Linked DNA regions of Mus musculus: region 1 is linked to region 2. Evidence: chromatin loops called from intact Hi-C (ENCODE). Cell type or tissue: left cerebral cortex. All regions are shown on one strand. Links, peaks and the distances in the headings refer to the core of each region. The heading gives the core; the rest is flanking DNA. Region 1 overlaps Map3k1 (mitogen-activated protein kinase kinase kinase 1). Region 2 overlaps Gpbp1 (GC-rich promoter binding protein 1).

Region 1 (8,338 bases), core at 329-8,328, 280 kb after region 2:
CGAAAAACCAAAAAAAAAAAAAAAAAAAAAAAAAAAAGAGCTTGGAACAAAGTTGAGGAGTCTGGGAGGGGGAAATCCACTTTTTTTTTTTTTTTTTTTAATACAAAGCTTATACAAGGCTCTGGAGAAGCCTTCACTGAAGTTTTACAAAGATTAGTCTTAGGTGTAAGCAAGCAGTATTAAACCCTGATGAAAGGCAGGTGCTGACAGACACCTTAGCGTTTGAAAACGTGAAGACCACAGCAAAACGTTACAAGGTCCGTAAAGACTTTAGCAGCAGGTATGAGCGAATGGGTAAGGGAGACAACCGATATTGGTTCTAACATATACCATGCTAATATAATATGTCCAACAATAGAGGTCTCTGATATCAAAATGCCTGGTGCTTCAATTGTGGGAAATATGGTTATCTGCAAGAGACTGTGATCAAACCAAAAGCCTCAAATCTCAAAACACCCAGTGCCTTAACTGTGAGAAATACGGTATTTTGTGCCCAGAAAAGTGAATGAGCCATTTCTAGGGGCAATGTTTCTTCTTTTCTTTTTTCTTTTCTTCTCTTTTTTTTTTTTCTTTTCTCTTCTTTTCTCTCCTCCTCTTTTTTCTCTCTTTCTTTCTTTAATTATTTTATTATTTTATGGATATGATTACACTGTAGCTGTCTTCAGACTCAGGGACAGTAGGAATGATCTTGGGAAGAAGCGGATTGAGTTCCCAGGCATTCACTGTGCATCTAGGAATTATAGATGAAGCAGTCTAAGGGGAAATTAAAATGATGGCCTATGTAAAAAAGAGATGCAATTTAATACAGGTGACAGGCTTGCTCAGCTGCTGCTGTTTCCCTACATCACAGGCAAAGCCACTCCAGTAGAAAGGACAGGAGGGTCTGGAAGTACTGGAAAACATGTGTTCTGGCTAATGTGATCATTAAAACTGCAAGTAAATGGTATTGAAATAGAAGGTTTGATAGATACAGGAGCTGATGTAACTATCATTTTACAAAAATCTTGGAATTTAGAATGACCACTTCAAAAAGTTTATGCCCCGTTCCTAGGAATTGGAAAGGTATCCTAAAAAAACAAAGTGTGTGATGAATTAAACGTGTGGGACTTGTGCTGGAGAGATGGCTCAGTGGTTACGAGCTCTTCCAGAGGTCCTGAGTTCAATTCCCAGCAACCACATAGGGGCTCACAACCATCTGTAATGGGAGCTGATGCCCTTTTCTGGTGTGTCTGAAGGCAACTACAGTGTACTTATATACATAAAATAAATAAATAAGTAAATAATAAATACTGTGTGGCACCTAAAGGCCAAAAATCAAAGTTAAGGCTTTATGTGACTGATATATCCATAAATTTATGGGGAAGGGACCTTTTACAACAGTGGGATACTCTGATTAATATTCCTGCAACCCCAGGTAAGAAGGGGTGAAATGGTACATCTACCATTCTGGGGGAAGGCATAGATACAGGTCATCAAAAACAATTCTAGGTCAGCCAGGCGTGGTGGCACACACCTTTAATCCCAGCACTCAGGAGGCAAAGGCAGGCGGGTTTCTGAGTTTGAGGCCAGCCTGGTCTACAGAGTGAGTTCCAGGACAGCCAGGGCTACACAGAGAAACCCTGTCTCGGAAAAAACAAAAACAAAACAAACAAACAAACAAAAAACAATTCTAGGCTGTGCCAATTGTCCAAATCCAGGACAAGTGGTTGTAGAAAGATTTAATTAGGACTGACAGGATGGCTCAGCAGGTAAGAGCACTGACTGCTCTTCCAAAGGTCCTGAGTTCAAATCCCACAACCACATGGTGGCTCACAACCACCCATAATGAGATCTGATGCCCCCTTCTGGTGCATCTGAAGTCAGATACAGTGTACTTATGTATAATAATAAATAAATCTTTAATTAAAAAAAGAAAGATTTAATTACACCTTAAAGGAAATGCTATAAAGCAGATAGGAAAAATAAAAACCTCAGAGATAGAATAGTGCTCTACTAACTTTAAGTTTTCTGGATGTTGAGCCGGGCAGTGGTGGTGCACGCTTGTAATCCCAGCACTTGGGAGGCAGAAGCAGGTCGATTTCTGAGTTCGAGGCCAGCCTGGTCTACAAAGTGAGTTCCAGGACAGCCAGGGCTACACAGAGAAACCCTGTCTCGAAAAACAAAACAAAACAAAACAAAACAAATCAAAACAAAACAAAACAAATGGATGTTAATGAGAAAAAGAGACTGGGTTATAGAAAACACCCTGGAATTAGATCGCCATACATACTATGAGGATGTGTTAACGTCAGAGTAGAAGCCAGCAAACATTCTGTGTTGGGGATGCAGATTTGTTTATATTTCCACAGGAAATAAAAGGTTTTAAATATTATAATTGAGCAGGAGATGTCTCCTGAAAACCTTGGCCACTGACTTGAAAAACACTTGGTTCTTTGAAAATGTCTCTTTATAATTTTTCACTACACACAGCACAATTAGTGACTTCTCTCTTAGTTAGGGTTTCCATTGCTGTGAAGAGACACCATGACCAAGGCAACATTTAATTGGGTCTGGCTTACAGATTCAGAAGTTCAGTCCATTATCATCAAGGCAGGAGCATGGCAGCATCCAGGCAGGCATGTGATGCAGGAGGAGATGGGGGCTCTACATCTTCATCTGAAGGCCACTAGGAGAAAACTGGCTCCCACGTGGTAAGGAGGAGGTTCACATCGCCCACCCCTTGCAGTGACACACTTTCTCCAACAAGGCCACATCTCCTAACAGTGCCACTGGGCATATTCAAACCACCACAGCTTAAAACAGAAGGAGGGAACTGTGATATTTCCGAGAACTGAGGAATTTCGGTTTCTTTAAAAGCAGAGAAATACAAGAACGTGCTTTTGTTTTAATCCCAGAGGTAGGGATGTGGGGCTGCCTGGACTATCCACAGCAGCTTCTATGATTTGCCTCATGCAGAAACCTGGCTTTGCCAGCTGCAGATTATTTCTGTAATTGTGTCAAGTGTGGAATTCTGGGAACTTTTCAGAGGCCCTGAGAGGCGTGGTGTATGGACATCAGTGGCTTAGGGAAGTTGGTTGTGGTTAGTAGCTGTGGTCAAAGAAGAAATAATAGGAAGACATTAAATTCAGGGGTCTCTCTGTCCTTCTGTCTCTTTTCCCTCTATCTTTGTTTCTCTCCGATCTAGTCTTAGGTGGTGAAACTGGGGTTTGAGGGAGGGGTAAAGAGTAGGAAAAAGGAGAACCCACAAAGAAGCCAAGACCAGCTACAAAAATGAGAAAAGTGGTTTCTTGCTAGTTTTCATGCAAATTAGCAAAAGCCACTTTGTCCTTCGGCGACATTACTGCCCTCTGCCAGGACAAAATTATAACAACCACACACATCTAGTAAAACTGTAGCATGCATGGTGCTCATAGAACTGTGTAGAACACAGGAGGTGTAGCAGCCTTAATTGTCCACTGAAGGGTGGCAGTAGTTCTTAGATACTCTGAGGGGGAACGAGGTGGAGAGTCACTGTCTTCAGCAAGGTGCAGGGGTGGGACTAGAGCACAGAGGGTTCACAGAGTGAGAGGAAGGGGAGAAAAGCAGACTTTTGTTTTTGGCAATAGTGGAGAATAAAGTTTTAGGTGGAGTGAGCCCATTGCACTAAAGCGGTGGGCAGACATCAGGGTTTGTAAGCAGAGCTGAGGTGAGGAGGAATCTCCAGAACTCAAAGGACAATGATTGGCGGCTGGCACGGATGGATGGATGGGTGGGTGATTGGCAGCCAGGAGTAAAGTGGGTTTGAGACCCGGTGCCCCTGCAGGAAGGCAGCAAGTGTCTGGACTTGGCTTTTCCTCGGCAGCAGGTTACCATGTAGGCATGTCATTTTAGGAAGAAGGTAAATACCAAATCTAGATTCTCGTTTGTAAAAATGGGACTATTGGTGATTTTGTTGTGTGTATTTTTTCCAGCTTTCTGAGGAAATCACCAGGGTTTATGCTGTAGTTTTGAGTGGAGAATAACAAACTAAGATTTCTCAGCAAAGTTAACACACCAAGAAACCCTTTAAATCAGTTTTACTCTGCTGCCCTCTGCTGGACATGGATTATGGTCAAAGGATTTTTTTTTTTTTTTTCTTTCTAAGTACAGGGGAATGCAGGCCCTCAGCAGCAAGGGAAGATAAAGATTTATTTATCTATTTAAAGTAAAAAAATGAAAGTACTTAAAAAAAAAGTCTAGTCAAACCAAAGACTCTTTAGACTTCAAAATATTTTTCTAATTTTTTTTTTTTTTACTTTGAAAATTTCTCATTGTATTCACACCCGCAGTATATAAAGTTTACTCCTCATCTGGCATCCTCCCCCACCCCTCCCCTTACCCCCTGCGTGTGTGTACAATTGTAGGGTTCAGAGGACAGCCTCGAGTATCAGTCCTCACCGTTAGTTTTGTTTGAGACAGCCTCTCACTATTTGCTGCTGTGTTCACCAGCGGTCCTGTAGCTCTGGGGCTGCTCTTCCTCCCATTCTCCGTAAGATTGCTGGATTTACAGACCTGTGCTGCTGTGTCTGGCTTTGAGTTCTAAGGATTAAAACTCGTATCCCCACGCCTTGTACAGCAAGTGCCTTACCCAGTGCATCATCGCCTACGTTTGCTCGCTTGCTTGCTTGCTTGCTTCCTTCCTTCCTTCCTTCCTTCCTTCCTTCCTTCCTTCCTTCCTTCCTTCTCTCTCTCTCTTTCTCTCCCTTCCTTCCTTTTAGTATAATTGTTTTATTAATACTTCGTTCCCCTCATTTCTCTTTATTCCTCTAACCCAGTTGTTTTCAATCTGTGGGTTACACCCCTTTGGTACGTGTCAAAAGACCCTTTCACAGGGGTTACCTGTGATCTTTGGAAAACAGATATTTACGCTATGATTTATAACAGTAGCAAAATTACAGTTATGAAGTAGCCACAAAAAATAATTCCATGGTTGGGGCTCACCACAACATGAGGAACTGGATTAAAGGGTCACAGCATTAGGGAGGTTGAGAACCGCTGCTCTATCCTTCCTGTGTGCTTCCTTCGTGTTCTCTCTCTCTCTCTCTCTCTCTCTCTCTCTCTCTCTCTCTCTCTCTCTCTCTCTCTCTCTCTCTCTCTCTGTGTGTGTGTTGGGTCAAGTGTGGGTGAAATATTCCATTGGATGTTCAGAATTGTCCAAATGCTTGATGTATCTACTGACCTCAGCGTCAAGGTGGTCAGATGGTGCAGCTGTCCTCAGGTGATGGGCTCCGCTCCTCAGAAGCTGAAGCCACAATCACTGTACCCTTCATGGCCTGAATTGAGCCTCATGACACTTTTTTTTTAATATATATATATTTTGGAGTTTAACTCTTTCTCTGTCCATGGTTGCTTCCCGTTGTCTGTCTTCCACCTTGGGCTGTATCAAGTTGTTCCCAGGTTCCTTGACTTATGGTAGTTCCTGGTTGTTGTTCCCTCAGTCCTAAACAATAGTTGTTCTCTCAAATAGTACCCTACACAGCCTTTGGAGACACTGATATGACAGTGCCCCTCTTCTCCACTGCTGACCAGTTCAACTGACTTGAGTCTGTTTTAGCCATAGAAACTAGGGTGATACTGTCTCTACAGTGACAACCCCACAGCCCTATAGAATAAGAGACTGGTGACTCATACATGGGATACTAAGACATTAACAGAAGAGGATTATTTGGCCTGGGTAGACATGATTTCCCAGGTAAATTAAGAGTCTATGGGTTGGGGGCTAGAGAGATGGCTGAGTGGTTAAGAGCACTGACTGCTCTTCCAGAGGTCCCGAGTTCAATTTCCAGCAACCACATGGTGGCTCACAACCATCTGTAATGGGATCTGATGCCTTCTTCTGGTGTGTCTGAAGACAGTGACAGTATACTCATATGTATAAAATAAATAAATCTTTTTTTTAAAAGTAGTTTATGGGCTGAAGAGGTGACTCAGCAGTTAAGAGTACTAGTTGTTCTTGCAGAAAACTGGGGTTCAGTTCCTAGTACCCACATGGAAGCTTACAACTTATCTACAACTGCAGTTATAGATATGCCTTCTTCTGGCCTCCACAGGCACACACATACACATAGGAAAGCAATCATAACATAGAAAGTGAGCAGCTTTAAACAGTAAGTAGGATGAGTCCAGAGTATGAGCGAGGCAGGATGTCCTGGTCCGTGTGTCTGATGGCAAGAGATCTTTCTGATGCTGCCAAACAGCAGTGCCTGGATGCACTCACTGGGAAGCACCCTTCCATGAGCGGCAAACCAGATGTAAGGAGGACCAGAGGAACAACTGTTGTTTGCTTGCTTGCCTTCACTTGTTGCTGGTGACCTGAGATGGTGCTATCAGAACCCAGGCTCTTCAGCTTTCCTACATAGTTAAAAGATACACATCTTCCCAGAAATCTTCCAGCCCTTCAGTGCCAGCCGGTGCTGCTGAGGTGTCCAGGCTCCTGGGCTGAGCAGTTTACCAGTGACTCAGCGTCTGGAATGCAGACAGCTCTTGTTGATCACCTAGTGTTGTAATGGTAAGCCAATCTACTAAACACCCTTGTAATACGTATTCACTCTATTGGCTGTTATACAGAACCTTTGCTAGAATGAGAGTCAGGACAGATGCTAAGCCTCAGAAACTGACCTTCCATCACGGATCTTCAGCAAATAAAGGACATTATATGATAAATAAATGGCTTGCCTGTCACAGCAAGCCACTGTTATTCTTTGAATATGTCATACATTTAGCTCCATCTTGTGTATCTGTCTTGCGTGATCCTTGGAGCAGCCATTTTTCCCAAAGAGCACGGATTCCTTTAATGGACTGTAGCATTTAAAGTTAAGTGTACGCATGTATCAAAAGTCACATGGTATCCCATTAATTTAACCTCCCTAATAGCAAAGTACCAGTTGACACATGCTAAGGAAAAAAAAATCATCATTTGGTAAGTATGAGGATAACGCAGAGCTAAGAGCACACAGCTAAACCGGATGACAGATGGGATTTATGTGGTCTGTTGCCTATCAGGGGCCCCTCGTCTCGGCAGCACAGGAACACACGGGTGGTGCACATCCCTTCTACCATCATGTGCCAAAAGCAGGGCACTGCCTGGAGCATTTGGCCCACCTGCATGTTCCCAGCCTGCCGAGGAAGCACCACTCTCAGACTGAGAGGCTCCCATAATCCACCTGTGGGTATGAAGGGTGTGAGCAGGCAGCCGAGGAGTCACCAGGGTGAAAGGCAGTGCTTTCAGAACCTTTATTTTATTTTATTTTATTTTTTTTATTAGGCATTTTCCTCATTTACATTTCCAATGCTATCCCAAAAGTCCCCCATACCCTCCTCCCCATTCCCCTACCCCCCCACCCCCCCTTTTTGGCCCTGGCGTTCCCCTGTACTGGGGCATATAAAGTTTGCAAGTCCAATGGGCTTCTCTTTCCAGTGATGGCCGACTAGGCCATCTTCTGATACATATGTAGCTAGAGTCAAGAGCTCCGGGGTACTGGTTAGTTCATAATGTTGTTCCACCTATAGGGTTGCAGATCCCTTTAGCTCCTTGGGTACTTTCTCTAGCTCCTCCATTGGGGGCCCTGTGATCCATCCAATAGCTGACTGTGAAAGTGGATACTTCTGTGTTTGCTAGGCCCCGGCATAGTCTCACAAGAGACAGCTATATCTGGGTCCTTTCAGCAAAATCTTGCTAGTATATGCAATGGTGTCAGCGTTTGGAAGCTGATTATGGGATGGATCCCCGGATATGGCAGTCTCTAGATGGTCCATCCTTTTGTCTCAGCTCCAAACTTTGTCTCTGTAACTCCTTCCATGGGCGTTTTGTTCCCAATTCTAAGAAGGGAACAATTCCCAATTCTAAGAAGGGAAAGTGTTCACACTTTGGTCTTCTTCTTGAGTTTCCTGCGGTTAGCAAATTGTATCTTATATCTTGGGTATCCCAAGTTTCTGGGCTAATATCCACTTATCAGTGAGTACATATTGTGTGAGTTCTTTTGTGATTGGAACCTTTCTATTAGTATGAGATTCCATTAAAAAAAAAAAAAAAGCCAAAATACCAGTTAACTTTTGTTCAAAAACTTTTATTTACTATAAAGACAAAACACCAAAATAGGTACAAATACTATAAAATTGGTTCAAAGGGGTAAAAATTTTAATTAAAATATCTTGATATATTTAAAATAACAAAGGATACATTTAAGCCAAATTTTTTTAACCCAGAGTTTTTTTTTTTTTTGTAGCATTTGCTTACATAGTAAGGTGCTAATAGGAGTTAGCCCTTAAGCCCTGGAAGTCTTAGGAGTCATAGTCACACAGCACGTAGAATTTCATTCTG
Region 2 (8,338 bases), core at 119-8,118:
CCAGACCACCTGAGTGAAGCCTGAAGGTCTCCACTAAAACTACAGGGGTATATCACCAATGCCCTGTCTATCTGGTACTGGGAACTGAACCAGAACATCATGAATGCTAAGCAAGTACTCTATCTACCAACTGAGCTACATCCCAATCCTTATGTACTATCTTTAAATAAATACAGAACTACTCAATTTCCTTAATATACCCTTAATATACTACTAAAGCAAAGTGAAAATAAAAACCACCAGAACACTTAACAATCATCAATAAAATCCTCTATCATGACTTTCCAACAAAAATTATCTGACATTATATATCAATGCCTATAATAGAGGTTGGAGAGAGAGATAGCTTGGGGAATAAGGAAGGACATTGAGTGCTTTACCAGAGAACCTAGGTTCAATCCTCAGTACCCACATGGCAGCTCAAAAGCTGTCTGTAATTCCAAAATCTGACACCCTCACACAGACATATAAAGCCAGACATTGAGAGAGAGAGAGAGAGAGAGAGAGAGAGAGAGAGAGAGAGAGAGAGAGAGAAAGGGAAAAAAACCTATAAATAACACAGTATAGGCCTGTAATCCCAGTACTAGAGCAAGGCAGAGGGATCTGAGTGCTAGACAGTAGTGGCTACAGAAAGAAAGACCCTGTCTCAAAAAAAAAACCTATTCAATGCTATTGGATACACAGAGCTATTGGCACTTACATTTTGATCGTACTTATGCCCATCTCTCTCGTCTCCTACTCCTGCTAATCCCCCTTTCTACCTTTTTCTGTCATTTTTCTGGTGACCCAATGCATTTCATTAAGGTTTCTTAGCTTCTTATGAGCAAGAGTGGTGGCTTTTTACAGCAGCATGGGCATCTTAACAGTGCTACATCAGTGAAGAAAATGTTTGCTCTATCAGCAACCACTGGCTACCTATACATTCTAGGGAAGGGGTGAGAGAGAATTTGTTTAGTCCCTCCCATTCCTAACACCAGGAGAGCAGGCAAAATCTTGTGTTTCACAATTGCTATGAAATCAAGAGTGAACAGCCATGCCATGCATGGAAGGCAGCATTCAGCAATACTCCACTCCTTACAAGAGCCATGCTTCAGAGTCATGCTCTATTGTCCACGCTGGCCTGAATCTCCTGGAAATCCCTATGCCTTGTCTTATCCTTCAGATAACAGTTGTACACCAAACTCAGTTATATTCAACATTTTAGTTAGGTCCTTTGCTTTAAAACAGTCTATTATGTAGCTCTGGATGTCCCAGAACTCAACCAGGCTGGCCTGAAACTCCTTGCCCCTTTCCCCACCCCTGCCCCTCTGCCCCTGGAGTGCTGAGCCTTGCCCCTCAAATAGCTGCTGAAGGGTGGGGGTGGGGAGCAGGGCAGGATATCATCTCTGTGAAAGGAGGAAAAAAGCATTTTATCAAGCTCAAGATTACCTACTTGTGACTGTTTAAAAGCACCTTAACTAAAAATCTGGCATGGATGAAAAGAGGAGCTGGTACTGCTTGTCCACTTGACATTTAACATCACCAGTTACATTTAGCTATGTGCTATTTGTCACAGTTATTGTGAGGGTCAATCTACCATGGGTCCAAAGAGTCTGTACACTCTTTGCTGAGTGTACACCAAAATACAAGGTCTTAATCATTTTATACCAGAGCCCATTCTAAACAGAAGAAAAACCTATTGGACACTTAACCTATCATTAACAAAACAACCTCAAAACTGGAGTGACAAATGTTCATTAAGTACAGTATTTGCATGTTGGAATTAATCTTTTTTCTTTTCTTTCTTTTTTTTTTTTCCAAGACAGGGTTTCTCTGTGTACAGGGTGGGTACATGGTAGATTTCCTCTCCCAACAGTCCTGGCTGTCCTGGAACTCACTCTGTAGAAACCAGGCTGGCCTCAATCGACCTGCTTCTGACTCCCAACTGCTGGGATTACAGGCATATGCCACCACTGCCCGGTCTGGAATCAATCTCTTAACCCTTCTCTCTCTAGCTTCCCTCCATAGGCTTGTCTAGATCCAACTTTTGGGTTTGGTTATATTGTGCAACAGTAACACCTAATATTAGGTTACTTTAAGCTGCCTATCTTGTCTGTCCAGAAAAAGAAAGTATATCACCTACACAGCTCCATCATCCAGCACTTTTCCACAGCTTGGTGAATTCTGGCCACCTCCTGAGCTGCTAGGAATAATAATTACATGTTGTACCAGACAAATTAAATGGTTCCAGCCATTGATCAGTATTTGACAAAACTAAAACATCACATGAAAAGTCAGGTTCAGCAAAGAGTGTGTAAGGACTGATAAGTAGGTAGTTGGGAGAGGAAATCTACTATGTACCCATCCTGTGCATCCCCCATCCAATTTTTTTTTAATACCAATACCACTATTACTTTTCCCATGGACCATCTCTTACAGTCATGCTTGCATGAATGAACATCAAATAGCAACCTCCTCTGAAACAAAGAGTAAGGTTTTATGTTTGGAGTTTTTGGTTTTTTTTTTTTTTTTTTTGGTTTTCTTTTTTTTTTTTCCATTTTTTATTAGGTATTTAGCTCATTTACATTTCCAATGCTATACCAAAAGTCCCCCATACCCACCCACCCCCACTCCCCTACCCACCCACTCCCCCTTTTTGGCCCTGGCGTTCCCCTGTACTGGGGCATATAAAGTTTGCGTGTCCAATGGGCCTCTCTTTTCAGTGATGGCCGAGTAGGCCATCTTTTGATACATATGCAGCTAGAGTCAAGAGCTCCGCGGTACTGGTTAGTTCATGATGTTGTTCCACCTATAGGGTTGCAGATCCCTTTAGCTCACAGGGTTTCCTCTATGTATCCCTGGCTGTCCTGAACTGGCTTTGTAGACCAGGCTGGCCTCAAACTCACAGAGAACTGCTTGTCTCTACCCACAAAGTACTGGGATTCAAAGTGTTGACTATCACCACCTGGCAAAAACAGGTTTACCATAAATGTAGATGATTCTATAGACTAGATGCAAAGGAAGTACCTTCCTAGGCCCCTCCTTCCTGTTGTAAACCTCCAAAGACCTCAGGAAGCAAGACAAACCAGTGCCTGTTTCAGTTTTACTGTTTGCTAAGTCACTAGTCATATACTTGTCTCCTACCTAACATCCCAAAACAGTAGAATATATGTTTATTTGCTTGCAAAAAAAAGATACAATGCAAGACTTTTCAAAGTCTCCTGAAAAATTGCCAGTGCAGTAAAATACAAATAAGAAACAAAACTGTAAAAAGACACAAAAAGTTAGTATTCAAAAATGATTGCCTATATAAAAAATTCAAGATGGGGCTGGTGAGATGGCTCAGTGGGTAAGAGCACCCGACTGCTCTTCCGAAAGCCCGAAGTTCAAATCCCAGCAACCACATGGTGGCTTACAACCATCCGTAATGAGATCTGACTCCCTCTTCTGGAGTATCTGAGGATAGCTACAGTGTACTTACATACTTACATGTAATAAATAAATTTTTAAAAAAATCTTTAAAAAAAAAAAATTCAAGATGGACTAGGGCATAGGGTTACTAGTGGTAGAGCACTTGCATTTGATAGGCCCTGGATTCAATATCCAGTCACAATAAAGAAGAAAAAACAATACCAACACCAGCAATACCCACAAAGTATGGATTAAGCAAGAATGCTAGATAGAAGACTAACATGAGATACATTATTACTACTAAAACCTTAAAAAAAAAAAAAAAAAACTTGGGCTGTAGGGGTGGCTCAGTGGTTAAGAGCATCAACTGCTCTTCCGAAGGTCCTGAGTTCTAATCCCAGCAACCACATGGTGGCTCACAACCATCCATAATGAGATCTGACTCCCTCTTCTGGAGTGTCTGAAGATATCTACAGTGTACTTACATATAATAAATAAATAAATCTTTAAAAGAAAAACTACTTAAAATACACTAAGGTACTATATCTAGAGAGATTTGTAAAGAATGAAAAATAATTTAACTTAAAACACACTAAAAGGGCTGGAGAGATGGCTCAGTGGTTAAGAGCACTGACTGCTCTTCCGAAGGTCCTGAATTCAAATCCCAGCAACCACATGGTGGCTCACAATCACCCATGATGAGATTTGATGCCCTCTTCTGGAGTGTCTGAAGACAGCTACAGTGTATTTATATATAAATAAATAAATCTTTTTTTTTAAAGACACTAAAGAAAACTCCAACCCATAGTAAGTAACTCAGAAAAAATACAACACATAAACAGATAAGTCACAGAAACATAAGCCTAGTATTCCCAACAAGGTAGGAAGTAGATTGTGAAGAAGTAAATAGTAAGGACATGTTGAATATATAAGTATGCTCTATTTCCAAAAGTAATACAAATGAGGCAAAATGTTTAGGATATGACCTTGTAGGTGATTGTATGCTTAAATATTTCATTAAAACCTCTGTATAGTATTTTTCATGACATTAAAACAGGACTGGGTATGACATTACTTTCTTAGCATGTACAGGATCATGGCCTCAAACTCCAGAACCACCCCACCAAAAGGACAATTTTTTCTCCTTTGAGACAGACTTAGCCCTGGATGTCCAGGAACTTGCTCTGTAGACCAGGCTGTCCTGGAACTGCCTTACAAGAAATAGGATTAAAGGCATGCTCAACCACAGCCTGGCCAAAAAAAGGGGTGGGGGGCAGTCTTAAATGAGTAAAATGAGTTATCTACAGGAACTTATGAGGTTCTAATACTTTAGGGGAAATTATCTCTCTTCTCCCAACCCGTAGCCCTACTTGCAAATGAGTCTCTATAGAACATTAGACCTCAACATTGAAAAATTGTCTTTCAGCACTCCAAGAACTGTTTTCTAAAACAGACCATATTGTAGGACACAATGCAACTCTTAAAGACTAAAGAACAAATAAGTCATTAATGAAAAAGAATTTTTTAATTCCTAGAATTAGGAACTGGGAATACAGCTCAGTGGGTAGAGTGCTTATCACCAGACTTGATCCCTAGAATGCCAAAAATGGACACAGTAAAGCACACTTTAACTCCCAGCACACAGGAAGTGGAGAGAAGAAGGCCAGAAAAAAAGTAAAAGTCATCTCTCAGCTAGACTTTGAGGCTAGCTAGACTGTTTCCAAATACAAAAATGGTTTCCTCTATTTTCTCTGAACACTACTGTACCTCAATAAAAATTATATAAACACACAAAAAAAGTTACATAGTACATTATATCCCACAAAGATACTTCAATTAACTAAACTACCAGTCTGAATTTTGGGATTCCCTTATCCTACTAAAATGCAATTAAAAGGTATTTCAATACAAGCCTACTTAGACACACAGTTAAGTGTTAAAATAGTCTTACTATAACCACTGCATTTTAACTGTGGTCATGAAAGAACAAATAACCAGGCTGACCCAGTGTAATGAACTATAGGAAAAGGTTAAGACAGGAAGACTGTAAATTTGAAGTCAGCTTTAGATGCAAACCAAGCTGGGCTACTAAGTACATTTGAAGCCACTCAAAGATACACAAAGATCTTGTATTTTAAAGTAAATAAAATTTCAAAGTGGTAATGATACTCTTGATAGCCATATAATACTAAAAATATGCAGTTTTTCACTCTAGTAGAATTTCATCATAATGTGTTTTGTTTTAAATTTTCTACAGCCAACATGCCTTTTGCCCTCCTTTCTTGCTTTCTTCTTCCAATGCAGGAGACTGAACCTACGGCCCTTGAGCACACTATACAAAGGGCCAGCCAGCAAGGTACAACTCTAGTTCATCTACCCTTTTAACAATGCACTCCTGGGATCTTCTTTTTCTAACAGTTCCTACTATGAAAGTTAGTAACCTGTTCATGGGATTGCTTATCTCTTCTATATTAAAGGTAACAGATGAGGTGGGGTCCCTCACTGACCTGGAACTCACCAATTAGGCTTGGCTGACTCAGGAGTTCCCAGGGACCCGGCTACTTGTCTCATTCTCCCCACAGGGCTGGAATTAAAAAGGTACAGACCGGATTTTCCAAGATGAAAATCAGGTTGTCATACTCCACAGCAAGCCTTTTTACCTAGAGCATCTCCCCAGCTCAAAATGCTTTGGTTTATATTATTGTTTAACATGGTCTCATCATATATCCCAAGCTGGCCTGGAGCAGAATTTGGTATACAGACCATACAGACCTCAAACTCAAGAGATTTACCTGCCTCTACCTCCTAACTGCTGAAATTAAAAGGTAAATGCCACTACACCTTACTGAAAGGTTACTTTTACTGCAGGCCAGATACAGGTGGGCTAAATGGATGAAGGTGCTTGCTTCTGTGGACACCAGGTATATGCATGGTACACAAACATACTTGCAGACTCATGTATACTCATACATATAAGATAAAATTTGGGAAAAAATATTAACACTCAGAAAGAATTTAAAGCAACTGCTTACAGAGAACAACCATGAAAGTATGTACTAGTAAAAAGGAAACTGAAACTTGTTTTAATTAGATCTATATGCAAAAACACTATGTAAACTGACCTAAGGCACAGGCATAATCAGGCACATGTAGTTTATATTCTGACCACATGATGGAGCTAAAATACTACATATCTCAGGCACAAAGCCACCGTTTTAACATCACCCTTAATCCATCTAATCTGTACATCATTCCAAACAAAAACTGAGGGCTATCATTATACTGAACTAAAGAACATGATAGTAATGTTTGTTCCACTTACTCAAGATTAAAAACAGAGACATGATACAAACAAAACTGAAAATCCCAGTAGAGAAACAAGCAGTTAATGACAAACAGTAATCTAAGATTATTGATAAGATGATATTTAAAAAAAAAAACCCTTGTAATTAAAGCTTACAGGCTTGTAAGGTTGTAATTAAAAAAATTCACTAGAGTGAAGAACGAGGTCACAAGCAGAGGCAGCCAAAGATACAGAGACCTTGTCTCAAACACAAATAAAAAAACCCCAAAGGGGGGGGGGGGGGGGGGGCACAAGAACAATATATGCTTATCAACACTAAAAGCAAAAGCTTGTATTTTGTCCTTTTTAAGGCAGTAGTTTAACTTGTGGGGAAGTGGCCATCATGACCCCTTTGGCAAAACTCCAAAACTATCTACATACTCATAAAAGCAAAATTTTAGTTATGAAGTAGCAACAAAAATAATTTCATGGTTCGGGGTCACCATACATTAAAGGATTGCAGGCATTAGGAAGGTTGAGAACCACTGCTTTAGTGCAAAAGAAAAAAATCTCAGATGCTCACTACCTAAGACTTCAGTTTGACAGGCTCCAGGTTGATGACTACTCTTGCTTGGTTAGAAAAATCTGGAACTAAACTTGGGTGTCCAGAACCTATTAGAAGCTCAGCTACTAGAGAGCTGAAACAGAAGACTCATACAAGTTCAATACCTGGCTGAACTACACAAAATGTTTGAAACTAAGCTGGGCAACTTGATGAGATTCTGTCCCCAAAAATGAAAAGCAGTGGGCACTATCACAAATATGTAATCTCAGAATTTTGAAGTTTGAGGAAGACGGTTTAAAGGTCAAAGGTCATATCCCATCACACAGATTCAGAGGTCAATATGGGCTACATAAAATCCTATCTTTTAAAAAAGCTTAAATAAACAAATAGTAAAGAGTGCTAGCGCAGCAACGGAGTGTTTGGTGCTTGTCAGGCATGGTTAGACCTCAAGTTTGGAATGGGGAGTTAACTACACTCAACTTAAACAGAATCAAAATCTATCATCATAAATGACTCTACAGATTAGTGATGCTCCCCATTCTAGAAAAGCACTAAGAGTTTACTGCACTGTAACAATTTTCTGCCCTTACCCTGTGTTATTAATGTTTAAATAATAAGACGTACAAACTTTAATGGCAATTTTACTTTTCAAATAGCTTTTGGCGATATGTTTTATGTTAGTCATAAGACTTTTACAAACAGAATAAGCCTTATATTACCTCACACAAAATGGCACAAAAAGAGAAGGGTAATCAAGAAACCCATGTGTACAAATTCCAATAGGCCTTGGGTGTGGGTTGCCTATAAAGTGGATAAGGGTTCTGAGAAAAGATTGTATTTTAACTGTGCACTGGGAAATAAGCACAAAAACAGTTAAAATTATTCTAGTTTGGATGTGGTGGAACACACCTATAATCAACCCCAGCACTTGGGAAGCAAAGACAGCAGGATTAAAAAAAAAAAAAAATGCTTGAGACCTTGGGTTAAGAAATGATTTTTCAGGGGCTGGAGAGATGGCTCAGTGGTTAAGAGCACAGACTGCTCTTACAGAGGTCCAGAATTCAAATCCCAGCAAGCACATGGTGGCTTACAACCATCTG

The links. Hi-C counts contacts between places; a loop is a spot of excess contacts. Peaks named below come from ENCODE experiments on the same cell type or tissue, not always from the same donor. Only the 100,000 strongest peaks of a DNase experiment are listed, where the experiment ranks them.
Region 1: a loop joins it to region 2, with 17 times the contacts of the local background. A loop is called at or near these places in 22 of 42 quality-filtered maps.

The regions. Positions count from the first base shown.
Region 1 is chr13:111,738,365-111,746,702 of GRCm38, forward strand. It overlaps Map3k1 (mitogen-activated protein kinase kinase kinase 1), which reads right to left. Exons shown (of 20, transcript NM_011945.3): 20 at 8,064-8,338. Among named protein-coding and RNA genes, the nearest start is that of Mier3, 56 kb to the left of the region's middle. In left cerebral cortex, for the core only: a CTCF peak has its summit at 4,062 (motif pointing left); DNase peaks (open chromatin) are centred at 2,980 and 4,063.
Region 2 is chr13:111,455,016-111,463,353 of GRCm38, forward strand. All of the region lies in intron 3 of Gpbp1 (GC-rich promoter binding protein 1), which reads right to left. Among named protein-coding and RNA genes, the nearest start is that of Gpbp1, 31 kb to the right of the region's middle. In left cerebral cortex, for the core only: a CTCF peak has its summit at 6,548 (motif pointing right); a DNase peak (open chromatin) is centred at 6,564.